Linked DNA regions of Mus musculus: region 2 is linked to region 1. The links are chromatin loops, found by intact Hi-C in ENCODE. Cell type or tissue: heart. All regions are shown on one strand. Each heading gives the region's core, and the rest is flanking DNA. Links, peaks and the distances in the headings are about the cores only.

The links. Peaks named below come from ENCODE experiments on the same cell type or tissue, not always from the same donor. Only the 100,000 strongest peaks of a DNase experiment are listed, where the experiment ranks them.
Region 2: a loop joins it to region 1, with 2.3 times the contacts of the local background. A loop is called at or near these places in 5 of 42 quality-filtered maps.

What each region holds. Positions count from the first base shown.
Region 1 is chr13:60,068,112-60,070,922 of GRCm38, forward strand. The region is part of intron 1 of A530065N20Rik (RIKEN cDNA A530046M15 gene); the gene reads left to right. Among named protein-coding and RNA genes, the nearest start is that of Gm35193, 25 kb to the left of the region's middle. In heart, for the core only: no CTCF peak of the experiment used is centred there; a DNase peak (open chromatin) is centred at 1,420.
Region 2 is chr13:60,014,811-60,017,621 of GRCm38, forward strand. No RefSeq gene overlaps it. Among named protein-coding and RNA genes, the nearest start is that of A530065N20Rik, 13 kb to the right of the region's middle. In heart, for the core only: no CTCF peak of the experiment used is centred there; DNase peaks (open chromatin) are centred at 1,151 and 1,251.

The DNA.
Region 1 (2,811 bases), core at 220-2,719:
CTGACCTCCTCAGGCATTTTGTCACCTGAACTGAAAGCTGGCTGATGCAGTGACGGCGGTTCTATGACATCCATGGGACATGCTGATCCCTCTTTCTGTCTGTGGGTGCTCAGAGGAGGGTACGATGTGCTGTGCTCTTTAGTTTTACATTTGCTTATGTTGGGAGCCTCCAAACTGTTTTGCACAGTGAACTCATTCATAGGAATTTCAGCCACATTGCAATGTCTTCATTAACCTATAAACCCAAAGGAGTTCAAGTGTACATTTGGCACAGTGAAGAGAGAGCTTACGCTGGTGGCTATTGAGATGACATTGACCCAACCTTTGGAGCCCGTTTCTAGCCTTCATGTGCATATGAAAAACATTTCCTCTCTTCCTAGTCCCAAAGACACCCAACAGAGTGTGGCAGAAGAGGGGCAACTGCTCTGGGAGGTAGAGGGGTGTCATAGAGGGGTGTCATAGTAGGGTTGCCATGGGATCGGGTCACATTTGCTGAGCCTCTTCGTGGGCCATAGTAAGTTTGCATGATGTGGGAAGCAGCCAGGTTGGTCCAACTGAGGAGATGCTTGCAGGTATCTGCAGGCTGTCAACCTGCAGAGTGGATCATCCAAAGGACGTTTCTGCAGGCAGGACTCAGACCTTCAGACCTCCACCTTTGACTTAGAGAGCAGGAGTGTGTGTGTGTGTGTGTGTGTGTGTGTGTGTGTGTGTGAGAGAGAGAGAGAGAGAGAGAGAGAGAGAGAGACTGTGAACTTACATGAAGCTATATGTACTTTGGAACTGAGACACCCCCTCCCCAATTTAAAACATCTCTCAACGAGATGACCCTGCCCAGCTATGTTGTCCATAGCCTTGAGTCCATTTTTTGACATAGTAGAGATAAGGAAGGTATGTGCCAGTCCCAAATGAAAAAAGTCAGGAACAGTGCTACATTAAGGAGGTGGGGGGGGGGTAATACCCCTAAAATCTAGGGGGAAAGTGTAGCGTGAAATTAAAGGCAAACTTGCCTATGATCCTGTTTCCCCATCTGAGCCTGGGAGATAAAAAGTGTAATAAATTCACTCATGTACACTCACTTTAAATATCAGAGCAGATCGGCAGTCTCACTGATGTGTGGTCAGACTTTGAAGTCTATCTGAGCTCCCTGGAATTCGCCCAGCCACTTTCCAGACCATGTAATCCATTGCAGATCCGGCCGCGTTATGCATTCCAGATGGTCACTGTCACTCTTCGTGGGTTCTCTCCCCTCTTTAGGTTACTGGGGTAATTGGGGAATAAGGAACGCATGCCCCAAAGTGAAAAGTGACATACCGTCACTGCCCTGCGTGGGCACCAGAGAGCCAAGAGAGTTAAACACTGTGCCTGGATGGAAGCATGGGGAGAGGGCAAGGAGGGAAAGGCCTCCAGGGTTCAGCTTGCAGCTTGCTAAGCCAGGAGGCTCCAGTGAGCTGGGAGAGCCAGCATTGCCTCAGGTCTGGGAAAGCAGAGCAGAAGCCCTAGCTCTCTTCCTTCTCTGGGTCTTACGGCCAACAAACCATTTCCTTGACTCTCAGATCAAGTGACCCAGTGATTGGGCCTCAGAGTCAGCATAATTATAACTAGAGGGAGCACTGGTTATCTTTACAGCTGGATAAGGGGAAAAGCTTTTACACGTCAGAAACATCCTCTACCTAACCTGTAAGGAGAGTCTAGGAAGCTGGAGAGCTGGGTACATGCTCACTAAGTTGAATTTATCTTTCTGTTTAATTTGAGGAAAAAAAAAGTCTCATGTAGCCCAAGCTGGACTCAAACTTGCTCTGTAGCCGAGGGTGGCCTTGAACTTCTGATCTTCTTGCCTCTACCTCTTGAGTGCTGAGGTTCCAGACAGGTGCTCTGTGGCCTTTTTATTCAGTACTGGGGATCAAATCCGGGGCTTGGTGCATTCTACCAATTGAGCTACACTCTTCCCCAGGCCCGGGCTTGCTTGATTTAATTCATTGTGAAAGGCTGCCAAGTGTCTTTTAACCCTCATGTTTGTGGTGATTGGACTCTCTAGTTCCTCACACAAAGTCAACATATGTGGTTAATAGGCAAAAAAAAAAAATGGTCACCAAAGGGACTGGTTTTTTTTTTTTTTGTATCCCTTCCTCCCCTGCCTGGTCCAGCTTGCCTGATTGAGTTATGTGGTGGCCTGTGTCTGTGACTGAATGTGCCTTTGAGTTACATTGATGTTTGATTCAGATTTATGAATGAAGTGAAATAACAGCACAGTGTGTATGTGAGCATGTGGGTACATGTGCATGTATGTGTACACATGTATACATGTGTGCACATGTATATACATGAATGTAGACCTCAGATAACCTCCTTTCTACCCAAGGAGGCAGTCATTCCAAAAAAATAACACCAGGGCTATGTAAAGTAGATCTCTCCTGCTAATGCTATGTATAGTTTTTCCCTTTTGTTTTTAAAGATTTATTTGCTTTGTGTGTGTGTGTGTGTGTGTGTGTGTGTGTGTGTGTGTGTGTGTATGTGTGTGTATATGCCACATATGTGGAAAAGTCCATAGCAGAGAGTAGACAGCATTGAATCCCATGTGGCCTCTAGAAGAGCAGGCAGCACTCTTACTCTGAAGAGCCAGATCCCTAGTTCTTCGTTGTCTTTTGAGACAAGGTTTCACTATGAAGCCCCGGCTGCACATGAATTCATGATTCCCCTACCCCCACCCCTGTCTTAGCCTTTGGAGGTCTAGAATTACAGACGTCATGTAGTATCATCCTTAGGTGAGAGAGGACATGTGTATGTGAGCATGTGGGTGCATGTGCATGTATG
Region 2 (2,811 bases), core at 7-2,506, 54 kb before region 1:
CCATTCTTTCTGCCTTTTAGACGTTCTCTGCTCTGGTTCCAGAAAACCATGGTGGCTCAGACCTTTGTTACACTCTGGGCCTCTGTGACATGACGTACTATTTCCTCAAATTTTCTTCCAGGTTCTCTCTGTCAACCTTGCTATGTACTCACCAACTGATCAAGCTCAAATACCCTAGCCTCTGTGAAGCCCGCCTCCCAGTCTTCCTTTATCCATCAAGCTACTTATTACGCTTGTCTTGGACACCACAACATCCATGTGGCACTGCTTGAGAATTTAGCACGTGGTGGCGGGATTTTAGTGTCTGCCCTTTCGTTATTGCCTACATCTTATTCAGATTTAGGTCCCTGTAGCCTTGACGGACAGGTTACATAACTCCTTTCAGCTTCGTTTTCCGTTCATTTAGAGAGGCTACAAGACTGTCAAAGAGCTAAATATGATGAATCATAGCATACATTGCCTGGAATGTGGCAGCTCCAATAGACAGTAAACTGATACTATTATCTACTAGCATAACATTGGTGCAGAGAGGCACTGTCTTCTCGAACATACCTTCAGAGGGAAGGCTTCTATGCTCTGGGTTTGAAGGGATAGATTTTGAGGGGGGAGTGTAGCTGTTGGCATCAGATACTCAAGGGAGCAATTCACCACAGGGCTGGTGGCTTTCCTGGAGAGAAGACAACTTTGATTGGAACCTAGCCTCAAGTTGCTTGGGTGATGTGGACAGGTACATGGAAATCGACTGGCTTTTATTTTAGTCAAGTGAAGACAGATAAGAAGTGGACAGGAGTCAAGAGAAATCTATTTCTGTGAACGTCCTTTATAAATGTGTATTAACCTTTTGCGTGATCTAGTCTTAGGTAGTTCAACACCCACCCCTATAACAGGGAGAGAAAGCAGACTTTTATTTTGGCGTGAGCACAGAATCCCAGGTGCAGTCTCCTTTCTGGTGTGAAACAGACCCATAGTCTCTTGGAGTTCAGCAGAAAGTGATGTCAGCATGCACAGAGATTTGGGAGAAAACAAACCAATGTAAGGTCCTGCGCTGGGAAATACTGTTCCATTTCCTTCTGAAAGGAGCTCTCAGTGGTTCTGGAAAACCATCTGGAGAGATCCACTCCTCCCCCTTGGCTTTCGTGCTCCAATGCTCCTGATTAAAAGGGGGAAGGGGGAAAACATGGTGTGTGTTATCCTCATAGGCAGCCAGCACGCTGTAACCCATGGAGGGTTCTCCTGGATTGTTTTAAGAGCACTTTGCAGAGGCAGTCAAATGAAAGGCATGTGTTTCTTCATCAGGGAGACCTTCTCTTGGGGATATTTTATTTGCAGTTCTCTAAAGAGGCAAAGTCTCCACGCTTTTAATCTTCTGCACAGGAACGTCTAAACATTGGGAAAGCAGCACCAGAAAGCATGACCTCAGTGTCTCCGAAATCCTGCTAAGTCTGGAAACTTCTCCAGCCTGCTTGACCTTAGCAACTGGACTGTGTTGGATTTTGCCAGCGACAGCAAGTTTCGTTACAGTGTGGACAGTTCACTGAAGTGTTTTTGTCCTTGGGTTGTTTGGTCAGCCTCAGAGGAGCCAAAGCCATGCTGAGAAACTCAGTCTTGAATGTGGAGATGTCCAAATATCTCCTGTGACATCAGAGTCACACGGGCGTTCAAGGGCCATAGTCATTTACTTCTCTGGGAAAGATTTTCTACAAATTAAAAGTGGCTTAACGGGACACATGTCTGCAGTGTTCTTGGTCAAGAGGTGTCAACCCATTGTAAAAATTATGTTTTGACGCCACAGGATAGGTGGAGGAAGACTTCCCAGTTCCTTACGTGGAGGCTTCAGAAGGTTGTGTGTAGATTTAAGAATCAACAGGCACTTTTGGCCTTAGTTTAGGACATAGGAAACAAGGTGAGCTGCTAGGTAGTCAGGTGCAGTGCTCTATGATTCTGTGTGCTCAGAGCGACTACACGTAAAGTCTCAGAGCGCTTGCTATGTCTCCAAGTCTTGAGAAAGTGGAACAGAACTTTCATTTCCTTGTCCTAGTTGGTTTTGTGACTGAGTGGAGCAGTAGAGAAATGTCTGCATCCATTACTGCTTTATAACAAAACAGCCCAGAATGTGGACAATTCAAGCCACAAATAGCTTTCACCTCATGGTTCTTGTGGCTCTGAATTGAGGAGAGACTTAGGTAGGTAGTTCTGCTCAGGATTCTTAGTTGGTGGCAGGTCTCAGTTGGGGCTGGAGGCACCTGAAGGCACAAATGGGGCTAGAGATTCTGCTGACAAGATGGCTCTACTGCACAACTGTTACAGAAGCCCTTTGTTCCTTGCCTCATAAGCCTGTCACCCTGAAGAAATCCTTGACTTTATGGCACAGCAAGTGGCTTCCTCAAGGGTCAACTCTGTGTATGGGTTTGGGTGTGGGTGGGTGGGTGTGTAGGTGGGTCGGTGAGGGGGAGACAGAGCAAGATACCATATATTGGCAGATACCATAAATGTTGAGCCTAATTTTTTGTCCCTTTACAAAGTTTGGAAGTCATATACTGTATTGCTTTTTTATTGTGATGGACATCATGACCAAGGAAACTTTTAAAAGGATATATGCCTTTTTGTTTTTCAGTAATGTATTAGTCAGGGTTCTCTGAACTTATAGAATATTTCTCTCTATATTGAGGGAATTTATTGTGATGGCTTTCAGTCTGGAGTCCAACTAACCCCACAACGGTCAGCTGTGAGTGGGAAGTCCAAGGATCTAGTAGTTGCTCAGTCCCATGAGGCTAGTTGTTTCAGCTAGTCTTCTGTAAAAGTAGGTTCCAA